Linked DNA regions of Homo sapiens: region 2 is linked to region 1. Evidence: read pairs that join two places in POLR2A ChIA-PET (ENCODE). Cell type or tissue: OCI-LY7. All regions are shown on one strand. Links, peaks and the distances in the headings refer to the core of each region. The heading gives the core; the rest is flanking DNA.

The links. ChIA-PET counts read pairs that join two places held together with the same protein. Peaks named below come from ENCODE experiments on the same cell type or tissue, not always from the same donor. Only the 100,000 strongest peaks of a DNase experiment are listed, where the experiment ranks them.
Region 2: POLR2A ChIA-PET joins it to region 1 with 8 read pairs; 3 of 35 experiments call an interaction of 5 or more read pairs at or near these places.

Annotation. Positions count from the first base shown.
Region 1 is chr7:101,802,506-101,813,699 of GRCh38, reverse strand. No RefSeq gene overlaps it. Among named protein-coding and RNA genes, the nearest start is that of CUX1, 9.5 kb to the left of the region's middle. RefSeq lists an enhancer at 9,286-9,835. In OCI-LY7, for the core only: CTCF peaks have their summits at 8,268 and 8,470; DNase peaks (open chromatin) are centred at 7,629, 8,489 and 9,479; H3K4me3 peaks cover 2,337 bases; H3K27ac peaks cover 4,075 bases.
Region 2 is chr7:102,451,958-102,463,151 of GRCh38, reverse strand. ORAI2 (ORAI calcium release-activated calcium modulator 2) reads right to left here. Exons shown (of 4, transcript NM_001126340.3): 4 at 6,327-11,194. It overlaps ALKBH4 (alkB homolog 4, lysine demethylase), which reads left to right. Exons shown (of 3, transcript NM_017621.4): 2 at 3,351-3,548; 3 at 5,171-6,914. The coding sequence ends at 5,758. Among named protein-coding and RNA genes, the nearest start is that of ALKBH4, 7.3 kb to the left of the region's middle. RefSeq lists an enhancer at 7,940-8,440. In OCI-LY7, for the core only: no CTCF peak of the experiment used is centred there; no DNase peak of the experiment used is centred there.

The sequences.
Region 1 (11,194 bases), core at 1,490-9,489:
ACACACTATATTGGATGGCCCAGAGGTTAACCTCTATTTAAATACAGTTGAGTTCTCCCACCAAAGTTTTGGGTTACATAAACCTTGTTGCTCTCTGCAGGGGGTGGTGGGAAGGGAGGAGTTTAGAATAACTTTCACCAGCACCATAAAACGTTACTTTGTAAAAAGAAATTCATTCAAAATAAACCACTGATCAAAAGTTATCTGCGTTGAGTGAAACAGCAGAGACCTAAAAAAAACTTTTTAAAGTGCACTTTATTTTTCTTGAGCAAGTATAGACACAGAATAAAAGCAAATTGTATTTATTTCCAAAGACTATTTTGTTTCTTTTGTATTGTTTCAGATTGATTTTTAGCCCCACCATTGTAAAAACCCAGGAGTACCCACTGGCAGAGTGGATCTACAAAGATGTGCGCTGCATAAAATATTTACAAAATATTTTATAGGTTTTAGGACCTAGATTTCCACTGGCACCTACAAAGATAATACAGTAATGGCTATGACCTCCCAGAGCACGGTGTGAGAGGCAGGTAAGTTCTCAAGATAAATGGCCCAGTACCAAGAAATACCTAGGGCACCTGGACACATAATTAATATTACTTAGAATGAAAAACAAGGAAAAAAAAAAAAAAAACAATCCACAGGCATTTGGTCACTTTTCGACACTCAGGCTCTCCCTTTAGGGGATGAAATCTCACAGTTTCCAAGTATATGACCAATTTGCCACCCAAGCTTTCAAAATCAAGCCCCCAGTCATCAGATGGAGGAACTGACCAAGATGATGTTTGTTCCTGACGCCTTTAAATGAAATACAGCTTAGCCCCAAATAAGGTAACTAAATAATTAATATTTGAGCCCAGAATTCCTAAATTTCTTTTCTGGCCCATTTTATTTTGCCTAAAAAGCAGTAAGTAGCCACATGAGGGATGTGATAATACTAACTAATTTAACTTGCAGAAAATTGTAAAGTGCTTTTGGGAGTTCATTCTTTCCTATCTTCCTAACACTAGTGGATTCTCCTTTCCCTGACATCCACATATAGTTTATTAAATCCACTAAAGTAAAAAAAAAATTGTCCAATTCTCCAAAATATGGGTAATTACTACTAAATTGGCCCTCTTTTGGCAGCTCCAAGAAGTGAAAATGTGTCGCGTTGTTTTCTAAAGATTCAAATTTAAAAGTTGTTCTGTTATACTTCACCTAATTCCTTGAAGGAATTAACTATCAAGAATTTCTTCCAAATTGAAAAATGTCTTACACTGTAAGGCATTATTTTAAAAATCCATTTTCTTTATCCCACACAAGATCTTTTATTATGGACTCATACAATTAAATTTCACCTAAAGTTAAGAAACTTTATCCCCAAGAAAAGTTGGGGAATAATCTATAATTTTTACCAAGCTAGAAGGAAAATGAAAAAAACTCAGAAATCAGATATACTTCAAAGGAAAAATCAAGAGGTTCGTTCTAAAACCTTAATGCATTTTCTGAATTTTTTTTTTTTTTGCATCCAAACTAGAATGAGTTTCAAATAGTTTTCAACAAGAAATATTTTGGATAATCAGAAACAATTCATAATGCTAAATGCTTCTATCGTAATTTATTCATAAATAAACATAAAGATATGACTATTTTGATGCATGGTATAAAGGAATCATACTCTTAATAAAAAGTTATGTGGAGAATCTCAATTTTACAAACATAGAAGTTCAAAATTATATCGAGGTAGTAATTCAAGCTGCCTGAATTTGTAAATGTTTTAAATTTAGGACTAAGACCAGACAGAAGTTTTGAGACACTTTACATTTGAAAATCCCTTTTCCTTAAATCAAAAGATTATGAATAACAGAGGAGAATGACTCTTTCTTTTGTCTTTGGCGACTGCCTTTTAGAATGATTTGGCATAGACTACTTGAATAAATGAAAGGAAGATTCCAGATTCTTTTATTTTTTGAGCTCAAGAAAACCAAACAACTTTTAATTGCTCTGTTTTTAAAAGAATATTTTATGTTAATTATTTTTAAGTACACTATTCAGTGTACTATATGTAAATACCCACCAAATAAAAGTATACATTTTGCTACATGTAATTACATGTATAGTAGTACATCATTCATTTCAATACCCTGAATGTATGTGCAGTTATATAATTGTACCAAAAACCTGCCCAACTTGTAAGAACAAACTGTAATGATTTCTAAACAGTAGACTCCTGTTGACCACCCTCCCACCCTGACTCTGGTGACAGCATTTCTCGGTCTCCTTTTGGAAATCTTCAAAGACTTCATGTCTGGCCCACCATTTCCCCCTTCTTTCCACTTCTGGACAGCATATGTTAATGACATTCACTCTAGGTATCTTTCGACACCTCTAATGATTATGTTCTGTTCTCTCCGATTTGTCTTAAACAAAAAAAGTGTACAGCTTGGCCTCTCAGATGGTGGTGGCTTACACTTTGAAAATACATCTATGGCGGAAAGGTGGCTCACGTAATCCCGGCATTTTGGGAGGCCCAGGCAGGCGGATCACTTGAGATCCAGAGTTCAAGGCCAGCCTGGCCAACATAGTAAAACACCGTCTCTATAAAAATACAAAAACTAGCTGGGTGTGGTGGCGTGTGCCTGTAATCCCAGCTACTCAGGAGGCTGAAGCAGAAGAATTGCTTGAACCCGGGAGGCGGAGGTTGTGGCGAGCCGAGATCACACCACTGCACTCTGCCTAGGTGACAGAGTGAGACTCCATCTCAGAAAAAAAAAAAAAAGAAAGAAAAGAAAAAAGAAAAAGAAAAAAAAAGAAGAAAATACATCAAGCTTAATGGACTTGACTCCTCCTTGCTTTGGGACATTCAAGTTTCTGACAAGAGACCTGGAGCTTTTGTTATCACACAAGCTTCCAAAGCCCATCTCACCAGCCACTGACCCCTGGCTGCAATCTCTTTCTTACCAAATTTATATTCTAATATAAATTTGGTTTTCTTTTCTCTTATTTTAATTTATTTTATTTTATTTTTTATTTACTTTTTGAGACAGAGTCTCGCTCTGTTGCCCAAGCTGGAGTGCAGTGGCGCGATCTCGGCTCACTGCAACCTCCACCTCCCGGGATCAAGCGATTCTTCCACCTCAGCCTCTGGAGTAGGTGGGACTAGAGGCATGCACCACCAGGCCCGGCTAATTTTTATATTTTTAGTAGAGATGGGGTTTCACCATGTTGGCCAGGCAGGTCTCGAACTCCTGACCTCAAGTGATCCACCCGCCTCGGCCTCCCAAAGTGCTGGGATTACAGGTGTGAGCCACCGCGCCTGACCTCTTTTCTTTATTTTTTGAGACAGAGTTGCACTCTGTACTCCAGGCCGGAGTGCAGTGACACCATCATGTCTCACTGCAGCCTCAGTCTGCTAAGCTGAGACCACAGGCATGTGCCACCATGCCTGGCTATTTTTTTTCTTCTTTTTTTGTATGGAGCAGAGTTTCCCAGGCTGGTCTCCAACTCCCAGTCTCCAGGGATCCTCCCACCTCGGCCTCCCAAAGTGCTAGAATTCTCAAGCGTGAGCCACCACACCCGGGCCTACATTTTCTTGATATTTTGAGTTTATTCGAATATCAAATCTCACTTTTCCTTTTTTATCTCCCCCACATCATGAGACTCCCACAGAGAGGTCATATTACCCATTTCCTGTACACAATTAAAATAAATGCCATCTTCTGTGACTCTCACTGATGTCATTACTGAATCACTAGAAATTAATAGGGTAACAGTAGCTTGAAAGGGCTTGAGATATGTAAAACACTATATAAATATTATTATTAACTTGCTTAATGTAAAGTTCAAGTTCTGTGCTCAGACTTATACTAATTTCTTTGCTTTCCTCCTGGGAGATATGAACCATGGGCGTTTTATTTATATTGAGTTTCATTATTAATATTGCTCTTATAACAGAAGTTTGCCATCCAATATTTTAAACGACAACTATGTCCCTGGTGCTAGGCCATGTAGGGTATAGACATGGGTTGGGTTTTTTTTTTCCAGTTGTATTCATCATACAAAGCAAAATATTTTTCTACACCCTCTTTTGTGACACGTCTCCACAGTTATACAGTTGGTGTTGAATGAAGATTTGTTTTCATGAAATATAATTAGATTTTCTTTTGTCACAAGCACTGTCAGATTGTATATTGTTTTTTTTCCTGAGTAAGTGTGGTTTGCAAGATTTTGAAAGCTTGTTCCGGCCAGGCGCGGTGGCTCATGCCTGTAATCCCAGCACTTTGGGAGGCCGAGGCGGGTGGATCACCTGAGGTCAGGAGTTCCAGACCAGCCTGGGCAACATGGTGAAACCCCGTCTCTATTAAAAATACAAAAATTAGCTGGGCATGGTGGTGGGCGCCTGCCTGTAGTCCCAGCTACTCGGGAGGCTGAGACAGGAGAGTCGCTTGAACCCAGGAAGTGAAGGTTGCAGTGAACTGAGATCACACCACAGCACTTCAGTGACAAGAGCAAAACTCTGACTTAAAAAAAAAAAAAAGAGAGAAGAGAAAGGTTGTTCCAGTGGAAAATAGGAAATAGAAAAGCTCGTATTTCTAGCAGGAGTAGAAAACTTTTTCACTCCCTCAAGCTCCATGCACGTGAAATATTTGATGTAGTGTCAGTTTTTGAGAGTCTGTATTATAATATCTTTAGAGGTTTAAGAAGCTAGCTTTAACTAGGGTAGAATCTAAGGGGATGTCAACATTTTATTTTTGTGAGAGAGAGGTGAATGGCAGAAGGAAGAAGTAAGGAAAGTAGGCATCGACTCTGGCACTTACTTTTCTTATTAAAATATTCACCCACAGACACAGGCACACACACTTGTATAATTTGAAAAGCCTGTGTGGGCCTGGCATGGTGGCTCACGCTTATAATCTCAGCACTTTGGGAGGCCGATGTCGGCAGATCACCTCAGGCCAGGACTTCAAGACCAGCATGGCCAACATGGTGAAACCCCGCCTCTACTAAAAATACAAACATTAGCCCGGTGCAATGGCAGGTGCCTATAATCCCAGCTACTTGGGAGGCTGAGGCAGGAGAATCGCTTGAACCCTGGAGGCGGAGGTTGCAGTGAGCTGAGATCGCGCCACTGCACTCCAGCCTGGGCAACAGTTAAAGACTGTCTCAAAAAAAAAAAAAAAAAGAAAGAAAGAATGCTAGGGAAAAAAAAGGCTAACTCCTAAGAGTGGGTGTCTCTGGATGATGAATTTATAAGTGACTTATTTTCCTTAATATTTTTTCTTTTCTTTCTTTCTTTTTTTTTTTTTTTTTTTTTTGAGACATGGTCTCACTGTTCCCCATCCTGGAGGGCAGTGGTACAATCATAGCTCACTGCAGCCTCGAACTTCTGGGCTCAAGTCATCAGGCATACACCACCAAGCCTTGCTAATTTTTTTTAAACAATTTTTGGTAGAGACAGAGTCTCTCTATATTGCCCAGGCTGATCTTGAACTCCTGGCCTCAAGCCATCCTCCCTCCTCGGCCTCCCAAAGTGCTGGGATTATAGGGATGAGCCACAGCACCCAGCCTTATTTCTATATTTTATGTATTTTCTACATGAGTACATACCACCTGTATAATGCAGGGAAATAGTAAATGTTATTTAAAATAAGGACACATTAGAGCCTATGTCATCTTTTTTTTTTTTTCTTTTTTGAGACGGAGTCTCACTCTGTCGCCCAGGCCGGAGTGCAGTGGTGCGATCTCAGCTAACTGCAACCTCAACCTCCGCCTCCCAGGTTCAAGCAATTCTCTGCCTCAGCCTCTGGCGTAGCTGGAATTACAGGCGCCCGCTACCATGCCCGGCTAATATTTTTGCATTTTTAGTAGAGACAAGGTTTCACTATCTTGGCCAGGCTAGTCTTGAACTCCTGACCTCGTGATCCACCTACCTTGGCCTCCCAAAGTGCTGGGATTACCGGCGTGAGCCACTGCGCCCGGTCTTTTTTTTTTTTTTTTCTTTTTTTCTTTTTTTTGAGACAGAGTTTCACTCTTGTTGCCCAGGCTGGAGTGTGATGGCATGATCTCAGCTCACTGCAACCTCCGCCTCCTGGGTTAAAGTGATTCTCCTGCCTCAGCCTCCTGAGTAGCTGGGATTACAGGTGCCCACCACCACAACCAGCTAATTTTTTATATTTTTAGTAGAGACAGGGTTTCACCATGTTGGCCAGGCTTGTCTTGAACTCCTGACCTCAGGTGATCTACCTGCCTTGGCCTCCCGAAGTGCTGGGATTACAGAGGTGAGCCACCGTGCCAGCCTGTCATCTCTTTAAACAGTAACTTAACTCTAACCTAAAAGGGGTCCTGTGATCTAGTGATTATAGTAGGCAATTGAAAACAGAGAGGGAAAATCACATCCTAATTTTGCCACTGAGTCACTGTTTCACTTTGCCTCAGGTTTCGGGCCTGTAAAATGGGAATAATTAACACTTTCTTGTAAAATGCTTTGGAGCTTTCCAAGGAAAGACCTTATGAAGGTGCGAAGTATTGTTCTATTAGCGCTAATTGAAGTGAACATAAAAACAAAGGCATTTGAGAGAAATTGAAGTCATTACGGTCAAGTTGAGGAAGGCAGCAGACACAATACCAACTGCTGAACTGGATCTTCGAGATCTTTGTCTTCTTTTTTCTTTTAATTGTTTTTACTTTTTTTTTGAGACAATCTCGCTCTGCTGCCCAGGCTGGAGTGCAGTAGTATGATCATAGCTCACTACAGTCTCAACCTCCCAGGCTCAAGTGATCCTCCCATCTCAGCCTCCCAAGTAGCTGGAACCACAGGCATACACCACCATGCTTAATTGTTAAAAGTTGTCTGTGTTTTTTTTGAGATGGAGTCTTGCTCTCTTGCCAGGCTGCAGTGCAGTGGCATGATCTTGGCTCACTGCAACCTCCGCCTCCCAGGTTCAAGCTATTCCCCTGCCTCAGCCTCCCAAGTAGCTGGGACTACCAGCACGCACCACCACGCCCGGCTAATTTTTTGTATTTTAGTAGAGACAGGGTTTCACCATATTGGCCAGGATAGTCTTGATCTCCTGACCTCGTGATCCACCCACCTCGGCCTCCCAAAGTGCTGGGATTACAGGAGTGAGCCACCACGCCCAGCCTAATTGTTAAATTTTTTGTAGAGACAGAGTCTCGTTATCCTGCTCAGGCTGTTCTCAAACTCCTGTGCTCAAGAGATCCTCTCGCCTCAGCCTCCCAAAGTGCTGGGATTACAGGCATGAGCCACTGCTCCTGGCCTGTATTCTTTAAAAAGGTTTTCTGAGGGGCAGATAAGGATGTCACCAATAATGCTGGAAAGCCCATTGTCCAATCACCAAACACTATGTGTTGAGCAAAGTGCTGTGTCAGACACTAAAAAAACCAACCACATGGCAGAGGTGGACTACGTCCCTGCCCTTAGAAGCTTACAATTTAGTTGGGAGTGGGAACAGGGCAGTAACCTGTGAAAACAATAATGGGCTGGGCACATTGGCTCACGCCTGTAAACCCTGCTAAGACTGGTCTAATATTCAGCTTCCAGGCCTGTCTACCTGAGACCTTTTATTTCAGAAACCAGGGCTGAGACCCCCCCAGCTCTATACAGAGAAGTCAAGTTTCCTGTTTTCTCAAATATCATGCAAATAAAGTCAACAACTGTTCCTAAAGCCTGTATCAGTCTGGTGGTATTGGTGGTGGTGGTGGTGGTGGGGTGTGTGTGTGTGTGTGTGTGTGTGTGTGTGTTTGCTGGAGCAGGCAAGAAGGCAAGGTGGCGGAGTGTATATAAAGTCACCCGAAATACAGTAGCTCCTGCCCGGGAGAGAGCTTAAAATTCAACTGGGAAGACCTGGAAAATGTGTAATTGGTTTGATCCTATTAAGCCAATTATTTGATGTACACACGAAAATTCGTATTTGGTACTACTCGGTTTTATTTGTGAGTCAAGATTTACCTAGAAGACAATGTTCTTAAGACTTCAGGGTCCCTCGTTCTGACTCAGCCATACACCTCTCTTAGACTTCTTTCCCTTTGGGGGACTTCTGAGTTCACGCCTCCCCAGAATAAAATGTTTATGAGAACTCTTGGCAAGGGACTGGGAATAGAGCCACGAAGGGACATCGCTGTTATCTACTGTCCTCCTGAGGTTGGAAAGGCCAGATGGGAAGTCACAAGTCTGCAAGAGTCATCTTTGCCTGTAAAACCACCTAATCACAACAGTTATTGCCCACTGAGCTCTGCACAGCTTCCCTCTAACCCCAGTAGCAGCTTTGCAAGGTACAAAGCATTAGCTCCCTTTTACACAGGGGGAAACTGAGGCTCAGAGAGATTAAAAAGAACTGCTCCACAACGACTTACTCTCTGGTAAGCCAAAGTGTGGACTTTCGGTACCACCCCAGACTTACATGCAGCTGTTTTGCCACACCTGGTCCCCGAACTGGTCAGAACCTACCTGAGCTGTCCAAAAGGGAGCCTCGATATCCCCCCTTCAGGAAGTCCTGGGTATTACCTGCCCAGGAAGGATTCTTTCATCTTACCTTGCAGCAACCTGCTTGCCAGCAATCCTTCCCCGTAGAGGCTTTGTCTCCAGACATCTCTCTGCGGCGGTGGAGGCTCCAGACACCCCGGTCCAGGGCATCTATAATCAAGATTGATAACTTGACCTTGGTCTTGAATGAGACATTGATTGCAAATGAGAGACGTCGGGAAGAGTCAAAAGTCCCCCTTAAGTACAGGAAGACGGGTGGTTGGCAGTCTAAGCAGCTAGAAAAGGGTGTGTTTTCCAAGTCATCATTGGGAATCTACTTGCTAATTGCCGTGGGCTCTATCTTCACTTTAGGGGAGTCTGGTTTCATGGACTGTCTGGGGAAGTATCTGATTAACAATCCCATTCTGGCAGCTATGGCTGGGAGGGTGGGGTCATGAATGTGCTATTACACAGTCCAAGGCGAGCAGTTTAGTGAAACAATTGTAAGTAATTCCAAGTCGGTATCTTAGACTCTCTCATTCCTAAATTTAATACTGACTTGTGAGTGGGAGGTGGGATTAGTTTACACAAGCTCCGTTTATCCGCTAGCGTTTTATTACCAACCAAGTCAGACCAGGTGGTGGGGTTTGGTTTTGTTTTCTTTTGAAACTTGTCTGTGTTTTACTGTTCACCTGGTTGCCTCTTACCCCCACCTGTGATTGTGATGTTTTCTTTTAAAACACACACACACAGACACACACACACACAGACACACACACACACACAGACACACACACACACACACACACACACACACACAGGCTCCCTTAGGAAGAAAAAAAAGGAAAGAAAGAAATGACCCTCTGGTTCCCCCTACCCCTTGCTGTCCCCTGTAGCCTGATCTATTTAAGACCCGTTCTCTTCAAACAGATCTTGCCCCAGTTTCTCCTGCGCCGCCTCTTCCCCTCTGCCCCGTGTCTTGCGCATTTGACACCAACTCAAGAATCTTGTAGCCTCTTGCCTTTCCACTCCCGGCAGAGTTTGTTATTCAGCACTTCAAAGCGGGCACTTGTTTGCACCTCTTGTTTCAAACAATAGACCAAATTTCCTGTTACTGAGTCTCTTAAAAACTGCCTCCCTCGCGCTCCCTGGAACAAATTGCAGCGGGCACTCTGCAGATGAAGAAAAAAGCTCAATCCTCACCCTTCTGCATCTCAGAGGAGCCAGCGCCATGGGGCAGAGAGAAGGTCACAGGTGTGGACATCAGACAGACAGACCTGTGTGCAAACCCTAAGCACTGCATGCTGCTTTTTGGCTGGGTGACTTTGGGCTGGTTACTTAACCTCTCTGAGTCACCTTGTCCTCACCTGTAATATCTGAACCTTACCTAACCCATCCCTATGGCTGTGTTCAAAACGAGATCCAATGCTAGAGGTTAAGATAATTATCGAACATACCTTCTTGTATCTTTGTTAGGATTAAATGAGTTAATACACATTAGACCTTGGCACAATCATCCCTCAGTGACGGTTTTAATTTTTCTTCCTCCTTATTCCTCATTCCAGAAGGGATCTTTGGCCCTGCTCTCCTTCAATAACTCTGTTTCATTGCTATTAGAACATTGCATTCACCAGCCCAGATCCATATCCTATAATGGTCTCAGCCCATTAGGAGTGTAGTGTTTGTTCTTACTTTCTTGTTCCTGGAATATCATTTTTTGCTTAACTTCAGGATGATGAAAATACCTGAGGGATGGAGCCATAGCACTGCAGTTTTAGGACAGGGAAAATATTATGTGTGATGTTGTAATGGTAAGCACGTGACATGCATTTTTCACAATCCTCGGAACTGTACAACTAGAAAGGTAAACCCTAATGTAAACTGTGGACTTTAGTTAATAGCGATGTAATAACAATGTGTCAATATGGTTCTGTTTTTTTGTTTGTTTGTTTGTTTTTCAGAAGCAAAATCTCCCTCTGTCGCCCAGGCTGGAGAGCAGTGGCGAAGCCTTGAACTCCTGGGCTCTGGCGATCCTCCTGCCTCAGCCTCCCAAGTAGCTGAGACTAGGGCTGTGTGCCACTACATAGAGCTAGTATTAAAAAAAAAAAATTTTTTTTTTGGCCAGGAGCAGTGGCTCACACCTGTAATCCCTGCATTTTGGGAGGCCAAGGCAGGCAGATCACCTGAGGTCAGGAGTTCGAGACCAGCCTGCGTGGCGAAACCCCATTTCTACTAAAAATACAAAAACTATCTGGGCATGGTGGTGGGTGCCTGTAATCCTAGCTACTCGGGAGGCTGAGGCAGGAGAATCACTTGAACCCAGGAGGCAGAGGTTGTAGTGAGCTGAGATTGCTCCAATGCACTCCAGCCTGGGGAACAGAGTGAGACTCCACCTCAGAAAAAAAAAATTGTAGAAACATGCTGGTCTCAGAGTCCTGGCTCAAGTGATCTTCCTGCCTCGGTCTCCCAAAGCACTGGGATAACAGGTGCGAACCACTGCACTTGGCCAATATGGTTTAATTTTTGTTTGTTTGTTTTCAAATTTTTTGAGACAGGTTCGTTCTCTGTCACCCAGTGAGGTGTGTCATCATACCTCACTACAGCCTCCAACTCCTGGGCTCAAGCGATCCTCCTACCTCAGCCTTCTGAGTAGCTGGAACTACAGGCACACCCCACCACACCCAGCTAATTTTTTCATTTTTTGGCTGGGTGTGGTGGCTCACACCTGTA
Region 2 (11,194 bases), core at 1,492-9,491, 650 kb before region 1:
TGGTGAAATCCCACCTCTACAAAAAAATTAACCATACATGGTGACACGTACCTGTAGTCCCAGCTACCCAGGAGGCTGAGGTGGGAGGGTTGCTTGAGCCTGGGAGGTCAAGGCTGCAGTGAGCTGTGATCACGCCACTGCACTCCAGCTTGGGCAACATAGTGAGACCCTGTCTCAAAAAAAAAAAAAAAAAAAAGGACATTTTGACATATGTTACAGCATGGACGAACCTTGGGGACACGATGCTAAGTTAAGGAAGCAGTCACAGAAGACAAATACTGCATGATTCCTGTTGTGTGAGCTACGTAGGGTAGTCACAGGGACAGAAAGTAGAAGGGTTGTTGCCAAGGGCTCAGGAAGGGGAGATGGGGACCTGTTGTTTAATAGGGAAAGAGTTTCAGTTTTGCAAGATGAAAAAGTTCTGAATGGTGGTGACGGCTGTACAACAATATGAATGAACTTAAGAGTTTTAATTTGTGGAAGGGGCCAGGTGCGGTGGCTCATGCCTATAATCCCAGCCCTTTGGGAGGCTGAGGCAGGAGGCTCGCCTGAGTCTAGGAGTTTGAGACCAGCTTGGACAACATAGCAAGACCCTGTCTCTACAAAAAATTTAAAAATTAGCTAGGTGTGGTGGTGTGTGCTTGTAGTCCCAGTTACTTGGGAGGCTGAGGTGGGAGGATTGCCTGAGCCCAGGAGGTCAAGGCTGCAGTGAGCTGTGAGCGCCACTACACTCCAGCCTGAGTGACAGAGCGAGACCCTGCCTCAAACAAAAAAAAAGAAAAGAAAAAAATTGCGGAAAGTCTGACCCGTTCCAGTGGCCATGTGGAGGTGACATCTTCCCAACCCGATGGCTATGGAACAAGGAGAGTGAGGTATCCAGGATCTCAGGGCACTGGGGCAGTTCCTCACTGGCTTTCCAGCCTCCACCCTTCATATCTGCCCCTCCCCCCTCCAGATCTTTCTAAAATTCACATTTGACCTCGTCACTCCTTTAAAACCCTTCAAGAGCGCTCCATGGCCTTTCGGACAAGTCCAGCCTGCTCAGCCGACACACGGGGGACTCCCAGTTTTAATGTTTCCCGTGGGAGGGCCCCAGGAGCAGGAGGAGATAGTGCCAATCTCAGGAGGGGTCTGAGCTGGAGTCGGTGGCTGGAAGTAAAGCATTGGAAGGGGCTGAGGTCCCTGGAGGGAAGAACAGAGAAAGACAGCGGCCCACAGTGAGTGGCAGCCCAGGGTGTGAGGAGCCTGGAGATGGAAGAGGAAGAGGAGACAGGCCACAGAGCCCAGGGCTGAGTTCTGGTGGCCTCCGAAGTCCTCACTGGGTGACTCCGGCCAGAACCTCCACACCTCCTGCCCATGATAGTTATGGTACCTTCCTCTTGGGGCTGTCCTGGGGATGAAACTAGATAATCCATGTAAAATGTTCAGTGCCACAGATGCAAATACTGGCTATTTCATTGGCGAAACTCTTTTTTAAAAATTTACTATTGGCTGGGCATGGTGGTTCACGCCTGTAATCCCAGCACTTTGGGAGGCCAAGGCGGGAGGATCACAAGGTCAGGAGTTCAAGACCATCCTGGTCAACATGGTGAAACCTCGTCTCTACTAAAATACAAGAAAAAAATTAGCTGGGCATGGTGGCGCGCACCTGTAGTCCCAGCTACTCGGGAGGTTGAGGCAGGAGAATCGCTTGAACCCAGGAGGTAGAGGTTGCAGTGAGCCGAGATCGTGCCACTGCACTCCAGTTCTGGTGACAGAGCGAGACTCCATCTCAAACAAACAAACAAACAAACAAAAAGTATTATTATTATTTTCAAGATGGGGTCTCACTGTGTCACCCAGGCTGGTGTCCACTAGCACGATCTTGGCTCACTGCAATCTCCACCTCCCGGGTTCAAGGGATTCTCCTGCCTCAGCCACCTGAGTAGCTGGGATTACAGGCATGCACCACGACGCCCGGCTAGTTTTTGTATTTTTAATAGAGACGGGGTTTTGCCATGTTGGCCAGGCTGGTCTTGAACTCCTGACCCCAGGTGATCAGTCCACCTTGGCCTCCCAAAGTGTTGGGATTACAGGTGTGAGCCACCGTGCCTGGCCTGGTTTCTAGACTTTCTTTAGCATGGGGGAACCCTTAGAGTACCGCCAGGCCTCGGGGTTGGTGGCAGAGCAGAGAGGGACATGGGGTGGGAGTTGAGTGACAGCCCAGGGTATGAGGATTGAGGGGTGATGCTGGGTCTGGAAAGGTGCCCTGAGGACAAGAGTGAGGAGAAGGGAGGTTGGGACACTGAGGAGCTCAACTGAACGCTCAGCTCTGTAGGGAAGTTGGCTGCCCTCCTAGGTGACCCTCACGCTGGTGATAGGCACGGGCCAACCCCTGGGACACCGGGGTGGCATCAGCAAAGACCTAAAGAGATTAGGGTGCACAGATTCAAGGTAGTCAGGCAGTTTGGGGCCTCCTGGAAGCAGCTGAGGAGATGGGAGTGCAGGAGGTGCTGTCCAGCCTCGGGCTGGTTCCTTAACTTTGCTGAGCCTCCTTTGTAAAATGGAGAAGGAAAAACATGTTGTACAAACCCTTCTCTTTTACAGGGGAGGAAAGTGAGAAAGGAAACCAATCAAATTCGTGTTAGCTCAAGAGGGCTGCGGGCCTTCCCCGGTCAGCCTGGGGCAGAGGCTCTGCCTGCACCTCCCCCTAGACTCCAGCTGCCTTCCACAGTGTCCTGAGGGGAGGAATGAGCCATCAGAGGGTCTCCTGAGGGCACACAAGTGCCAGGGGCTGCCATGGCTCCAGGATGTGTCTTTCCTTTTTTTTTTTTCTTTTTTTTTTTTTGAGACAGGGTCTTGCTTTGTTGTCCAGGCTGGAGTGCAGTAGCGCGACCATGGCTCACTGTAGCCTCAACCTCCTGGGCTCAAATGATCCTCCCGCCTCAGCCTCCTGAGTAGCTGAAATGACAAGTGCGCTCTGCCACACCCGGCTAATTTTTATTTAAACTTTTTTTTTTTTTTTGAGTCTCACTCTGTCGCCCAGGCTGGAGTGCAGTGGTGCCATCTTGGCTCACTGCAACCTCTGCCTTCTGGGTTTAAGCAATTCTCCAGCTTCAGCCTCCTGAGTAGCTGGGATTACAGGCACCTGCCACCATGCCTGGCTAATTTTTGTATTTTTAGTAGAGATGGGGTTTCACCATGTTGGCCAGGCTGGTCTTGAACTCCTGACCTCAGGTGATCCACCCACCTCGGCCTCCCAAAGTGCTGGAATTACAGGCGTGAGCCACCGCACCTGGCCTGTTTTAACTTTTCGTAGGGACCGGGTCTCGCTGTGTTGCCCAGCCTGTGGACTTGTGTTTCTTTTGCAGAAAACATACCGTTTCATTTACTGCTCCGACACCGGCTGGGCCGTGGGCACAGAGGAGTCTGACTTTGAGGGCTGGGCCTTCCCCTTCCCAGGAGTGATGCTGATCGAGGACTTTGTGACCCGGGAGGAAGAAGCCGAGTTGGTGCGGCTCATGGACCGTGACCCCTGGAAGCTCTCCCAGTCTGGACGGAGGAAGCAGGTAGACCGGCCCTGAGCTCATGGGGGTTGCTGGGCTGCGCTGAGGAGACAGCCCTACTGCTGGGGGCCATCCCCCTCCTTGCAGCCACACCCCTCAAACCTCCAGGGTTGGTAGTGGGCGAGTTCCCCAGACCTTGGGGCTGTGGGCAGCCAGACTCGCTGCAGGACGTGTGTCCGATGGGCAGAGGTGCACCTGGGCACCCCATCTCCCTGTGATATGCGCTCCTGGGCTCTCTGCCCCTCTGTAGCTGGCTTGGTGGTGGTGAAGGCACCCCATTCTCCCAAGCTGCAGGCGCCCCCACCTCCCATTGTCACCATCCGTGTCCTGTCTCCTCACACGCATTCCCACCTTCCCCCTCCCCGGGCCCGCCGCTCCCTCCAACTCCTTCCCCACCTGTGTCCAAACATCCCCGGGTGCCCCCTCTCCCTTCATTGTAGGTTTTTTTTTTTTTTTTTTTTGAGACAGAGTCTCGCTCTGCCACCCAGGCTGGAGTACAGTGGCATGACCTGAACTCACTGCAACCTCTGCTTCCCGGGTTCAAGCCATTCTTCTGGCTCAGCCTCCCAAGTAGCTGGGACTACAGGTGCCCACCACCATGCCCAGCTAATTCTTGTACTGTTAGTGGAGACGGGGTTTCACCATGTTGACCAGGCTGGTCTCGAACTCCTGACAAGTGATCCGCCCGCCTCAGCCTCCCAAAGTGCTGGGATTACAGGCGTGAGCCACCGCGCCCAGCCCCATTCTTTTGTGACATCCTGTTGGATGTTGGTACATTTCATTTCCTCATTCATCTGTCGATGGACATTGGCGTTGTTGTCACTTTTTGGCTGTTGTGAACATTTGTGTACAGGTTTTTTTTTTTTTTTTGAGACAGGGTCTCGCTCTGTCGCCCAGACTGGAGTGCAATATGTGATATTGGCTCACCGCAGCCTTGACCCCCCAGGCTCTAGCGATCCTCCTACCTCAGCCTCCTGAGTAGCTGAAACTAAGGCATGTGCCACCAAGCCCAGATAATTATTATTATTATTATTTTGAGACAGGGTGTCTCATTCTGTCTCCCAAGCTGGAGTACGGTGGCTCAGTCTCCACTCACCGCAGCCTCAACCTCCTGAGCTCCAACAGTCCTCTCACCTCAGCCTCCTAAGTAGCTGGAACTAAGGCCTGTGCCACCACATCTGTCTAATTTTTGTTTTGTTACTAGAGACAGAGTTTTGCTGTGTTGCCCAGGCTGGTCTGGAACTCCTGGGCTCAAACGATCCACCTGCCTGGGCCTCCCAAAGTGTTAGGATGATAGGCGTGAGCCACCATGCCCAGCCTAATTTTTAAATTTCTTGTAGAGAGGAGGTCTCACTTTGTTGCCCAGACTGGTCTCAAACTCCTGGCCTCAAGAGCTCCCTCCGCCTCAGCCTTCCAAAGCGCTGGGATTACAGGCATGCACCACCATGCCCGGCCATTTGCTGTCACTTCTGTCTCCTTGAGTCTGCCTCCTCCTGCTTCACCTCCATGAAGCCAGGGGGCTTTTGCTTGCCTGGGTCACTATGACTGAATTCTTCCCACCTAGTCTGTGGTAGACATCTTCGTAAACTCAGACACCTCATGTCCTCTTTGTCTTCATCCTTCAGGACTATGGCCCCAAAGTCAACTTTCGGAAACAGAAGCTAAAGACCGAGGGCTTCTGCGGCCTCCCCAGCTTCAGCCGGGAGGTGGTGCGGAGGATGGGCCTCTACCCGGGGCTGGAGGGCTTCCGGCCCGTCGAGCAGTGCAACCTGGACTACTGCCCCGAGCGGGGCTCTGCCATTGACCCCCACCTGGACGACGCCTGGCTGTGGGGGGAGCGGCTGGTCAGCCTCAACCTCCTGTCCCCCACCGTGCTGTCCATGTGTCGGGAGGCGCCCGGGAGCCTGCTCCTCTGCTCGGCCCCGTCGGCTGCCCCGGAGGCCTTGGTGGACAGCGTGATAGCACCCAGCCGGTCGGTGCTATGCCAGGAGGTGGAGGTGGCCATCCCCTTACCCGCCCGCTCCCTGCTGGTCCTCACCGGGGCGGCACGGCACCAGTGGAAGCATGCCATCCACCGCAGACACATCGAGGCCCGCCGCGTCTGCGTCACTTTCCGGGAGCTGTCGGCTGAGTTTGGCCCTGGAGGGAGGCAGCAAGAGCTGGGCCAGGAACTGCTGCGGATCGCCCTCTCCTTCCAGGGAAGACCCGTGTGAACCGCCTCCTTGGCTCCAGACTTGACTGATCCCGGGATTGAAATGAGGAGCACAGAACAGGGCCTCCTGCAACTCACGGGGTTTCAAGAGAAGATGGCTGACCCCTGATGCTGTGAGCAGTGTGAGCCCTGCCCAGGAGCAGGTTTTGATGGGAACGTACCTCCAGGCAGCCCCCTTCCACCTGGACCGTGGCCACACTTTTTTGGTTATTTAGTTTGTCACAGTCTTGGGGACATGGGATCATTTGAGCTTAAAAAATACTGGGGGCCGGGCACAGTGGCTCACACCTGTAATCCTAACACTTTGGGAGGCTGAGGTGGGCGGATCACTTGATGCCAGGAGTTCGAGACCAGCCTGGCCAACACGGTGAAAACCCGTCTCTACAAAAACTACAAAAATTAGCCGGGTGTGGTGACTCACAGCCGTAATCCCAGCTACTCGGGAGGCTAAGGTGGGAGAATTGCTTGAACCTGGGAGGCGGAGGTTGCAGTGAGCCAAGATCACGCCACTGCACTCCAGCCTCGGTGACAGAGCAAGACTGTTTTGAAAAAAAAAAAAAATGGGAACATTTTAAATGATTTTCACCTTTATTATGCATCTATTTTCATGGGGTTTCCCGATATCTCACTGTCCAGTCCCTTCATTTGGGGAATGTGTTGGATTAGGGAACAGGGTTGAAGATTTGAAGTTTAGACTAAAGAGCTGGGAACAGCTTCAGAGTCAGGCTCAGCCTGACTCATGCTTGACACCCCCACGCCCAGGGAGGGTTGGGGGATGTGAGGAGGGCAGGGAAATCTGAGAGCCTCCTTCCAGCCCCATAACGCTGTTAACAAGTAGGAAAAATTAAAGCTCCCGGCCAGGCGCGGTGACTCACACCTGTAATCCGAGTACTTTGCGGGGCTCAGGTGGGAGGATTGCTTGAGGCCAGCCTGGGCAACATAGTGAGACCCCCATCTCTACAAAAAATACAAACATTAGCTGGGCGTCTGGGCATGGTGGCACACACCTGTAGTCCCAGCTACTCGAAAGGCTGAGGCGGGAGGATGGCTTTACCACCATGTCAAGGCTGCAGTGAGCTCATGATCATACCACTGCACTTAACTTGGCAACAGAGCAAGACCCTGTCCCTAAAATAAATAAAAGGAAAACAAAAAAAGCTCCTCACCTCCCACTACACCAGGAGGCTATTCCTTTGTGATGGGGCTGTGGTGGGGGCGCTTACCTGGATGGGGGAGCTGCTCTGCTGTTCCTGTGGCTGGGTGCGGGGCAGGCTGTGGAGGCTGAGGGGGTGGCCTGGACCCATGTGGCCAGCCCTCTCTCCCACCACTATGGGACAAAATGTTCAGTTCCTCACCACCTGCTGGGAACTAAATCCAGGGGAACAGGAAAGGTTCGGGGCCAGCACCACTCTTTACAGTCACCCCCAGAACCCTCTGGGAGCTGTCAGATGGCAGAGCCGTGCACTGTCTGTAAAGCAGCATCCCAGCCACTGAGCTCCCAGGAGGGCTGAAGAGCCCCGCATAGACCCAGGGGAAAGGCTGATGGGTTTCTAGTGGCTGTGAGAGCCCAGCCGCTAGGTGGGAGGACGTGGCTCCCAGGCCACCTTAACTTCGGCTCCCTGGTCAACTCACTTGGAGCAAGAGCACAGAGCCCGGCTTCCTCCCAGTATCACGGCCCCAACGGGCCCCTCACTGCGCATCCAGATGTGAGTCAGGTCGGAGCTCCAGCTGATCCTCACTGCACTGGAGCAGATAAGCCAGCCCAGGGGTCCACTCTCGAGGGGGCCAGTGCAGGGTCTCTGCCCCTGACAGGCTGGGCTGGCCCCTGCAGGATGCTCCAACATCTGGAGAACGATGCACATAGAGACTTGGAGGGGAGAGGCCTCGTGAGGCTTGGGGATGCTGTGGAGCAAAGAAATCTCCCTCCCTGGGGTCCTTCCATGCTGGCCCTTCCAGCACTCCTGCAGAGCACACTTTAGGAAACTCCATTACCTGTTAAGTTTGTGATACCAGAGTTGGGTCTGTCCTTGAAGCTGTGACACGAAGACCCACGGCGACACCTTACCCAACCAGGATGGGGCTGGAGAAGGCCACGCCAGGATGCTTCTGCCACAGCCTGGCCCCCGTACACGGCCCCATAGCCTCGTATGTTTCCTTTTTCTTTTCCTTTCTTTCTCTTCCTTTCTCTTTCTTTTTTCTTTCTTTCAGGCGGCGGGGCAGGGTCTTGCTCTGTTGCCCAGGCTGGAGTGCAGTGGCGCAATCATGGCTCACTGCAGCCTTGAACTCCTGGGCTCAAGTGATCCTCCCCCTCAGCCTCCCCAGTAGCTGGAACTACAGGCGTGTGCCACCATACCCAGCTAATTGTTTTGTTTTGATTTTTAGTGGAGATAGAGTCTTGCTATGTTGCCCAGGCTGGTCTCAAACTCCTGGGCTCAAGCGATCCTCCCGCCTCAGCCTCCCAAAGCGCTGGGAATAACGGGTGTGAGCCCCTCTGCCCAGCCTGCCCCATGTGTTTCTGCAGGGCTGGGCCCCAGGAGCCACCGCCTGCAGGGTAACATCTGCTTACCGGTGTTTGGGGTGGCCATTTCCGCATCCATCAGACACTTTCCTCAGCAGACCAGGCTGCCCACTCTCATGCTCTTGGAGCTTCAAGCAAGGGGATGGTGAGGCATGGGACTGGGACACGCCCAAATAGGGAAGTGCCCGCTCCAAGGGCGGCTTCTGGAGACATCCCGCTCCAGAGCAGGCCCAGCGGGGGCTCAGCTGACATCCCTCAGCCGCTTCAGAAAGATGTTCAGGAAACACCGTTGCCTGTTTGCTCAGAGTGGCAGGTGGTGAGGCCGAGTCTGGTCCTCCCTCACAGGCAGGGACAGGAGCCAAGCTCCATGCAAAGCCCATTCTCTGGGGTTATTCCTGCCTCGATTTGTGTTAAGCCAGCCTGTCCCCCATCCCACAGTACCCATGGGTGGGTGGGCCGCAGACGGGCTGTGAAAGGGGTTGAGACGTGGTCTCACTCATTTTACCCAGGCTGGAGTGCAGTGGCACAATCTTGGCTCACTGCAGTCTCAACCTCCCTGGGCTCAGATGATTCTCCCACCTCAGCCTCCCCAGTAGCTGGGACTATAGGCACGAGCCACCAAGCCCGGGTAATTTTTGTATTTTTGTAGAGACAGGGTCTCGTAATGTTGCCCAGGCTGGTCTCGAACTCCTTGGCTCAAGCGATCCGCCCACCTCAGCCTCCCAAAGTGCTGGGATTATAGGTGTGAGCTACAGGTTGGCAGGTTCTACATGGGTTTCGGCTCCTGTGTGGGCCTTGCCCTCCTGGGCCCCACCAGGGCTCTGCAGCATCTGAGGCAAAAAGTCTTGGGCCGGACGAGGTGGCTCACGCCTATAATCCCAGCACTTTGGGAGGCTGAGGCAGGAGGATCACTTGAGGTCAGGAGTTCAAGACCAGCCTGGCCAACATGGCAAAACCCCGTCTCTACTAAAAATACAAAAATTAGCCAGGCGTGATGGTGGGCGCCTGTAATCCTAGCTACTCAGGAGGCTGAGGCAGGAGAATCACTTGAGCCCGGGAGGCGGAGGTTACAGTGAGCCAAGATCACACCATTGCAGTCCAGCCTGGACGACAGAGTGAGACTCTATCTGGGAAAAAAAAAGTCTGCGTCGATGATCTGCTGGGTGTGGAGTGGGTCCTTCAATGCCAGTGACTTGTGTCCTGCCCTTGACAGGGGTGGGGCAGATTTTCCCTTTAAGGAAACTGCAGCCTCCACCGGAAGTGCAGTCTTTCTCGAGGCTTGTGGGCTTGCTGGCCTGGGGCTCGGTACTGAGGCCACTGCCCAGCCCAAGGGGCAGCCTGGCTTCTCAGGATTGGCAGAACCAAGGCACTGCCCTAGACGCTTTCCATGGAGTGGTGCCAGTTGCTTGGCACACCTGATTCCTAGCAGCCTCTAGGGTGAAGTGCCAGAGTTAAAAATATTAACAAGGCCTGGCACGGTGGCTCATGCCTGTAATCCAGCACTTTAGGAGGCTGAGGCCAGCGGATCACTTGAGGCCAGGAGTTCGAAACCAGCCTGGCCAGTGTGATGAAACTCAGTCTCTATTAAAAATGCAAAAAGAAAGGCTGGGTGTGGTGGCTCACACCTGTAACCCCAGCACTTTGGGAGGCTGAGGCAGGCGGATCATCTGAGGTCGGGAGTTCGAGACCAGCTTGGCTAACATGGAGAAACCCCATCTCTACTAAAAATACAAAAATAAGCCAGGTGTGGTGGCGCATGCCTGTAATCCCAGCTACTTGGGAGGCTGAGGCAAGATAATTGCTTGAACCTGGGAGGCGGAGGTTGCGGTGAGCTGAGATCGTGCCACTGCACTCCAGCCTGGGCAACAAGAGCGAAACTCTATCTCAAAAACCAACGACAACAACAAAAATTAGCAGGGCATGGTGGTGGTGCATGCCTGTAGTCCCAGCTTGGCAGAAGAATTGCTTGAACCTGGGAAGTGGAGGTTGCAGCGAGCTGAGATCACGCCACTGCACTCCAGCCTGGGAGACAGAGAGAGACTGTTTCAAAAAAACAAAACAAAACAAAACAAAACAAACAGAAATTCTTTCCTAGAAGAGGGCCTCTACCTCAGTGGCCGACAAAAAACAGAATGGGCCAGGCATGGTGGCTCGCACCTGTAATCCCAGCACTTTGGGAGGCCAAGGCAGGAGGGTCGCTTGAGGCCAGAAGTTCAAGACCAGACTGGGCAACATAGCAAGATCCCATCTCTACAAAAAAAACATTAGCTGGGCATGGTAGTGTGCGCCCGTAGTCTCCCAAGTGTAGCTACTTGGGAGACTGAGGTGGGAGGATTGCTTGCGCCCAGAAGCTGGAGCCTGCAGAGAGCTATGATTGCACCACTGCACTCCAGCTCTGGCCTGGGCAATAGAGCCCAACCCTGTCTCTAAAATAAATCTATAAACATAAGCTGGGCAAGCTGGCTCACACCTGTAATCCCAGCACTTTGGGAGGCCGAGGTGGGCAGATCACGAGGTCATGAGTTGGAGACCAGCCTGGCCAACATGGTGAAACCCCCGTCTCTACTAAAAATACAAAAATTAGCCAAGCATGGTGGTGCGTGCCTGTAATCCCAGCTACTTGGGAGGCTGAGGCACAAGATCGCTTGAACCTGGGAGGAGGAGGTTGCAGTGAGCCAAGATCATGCCACCGCATTCCAGCTTGGGTGACAGAGCGACTCTGTCTCAAAAAAAAAAAAAAGGCTGTCTGGTGCTTCCTTAGCAGTGCCACCAGCCCGCAGGAGGGACCCACCTGTTCCTGCTGCCCCACAGGGACTTGGGGCTGGAGAATGTCCTGAGGTGACCAGTGCTCTGGTAGCTCCTCTCCTCAAGGGACTGGGGGGAACGCCAAGCTGACCCTGTCCAGGTGGGCTCTGTTGT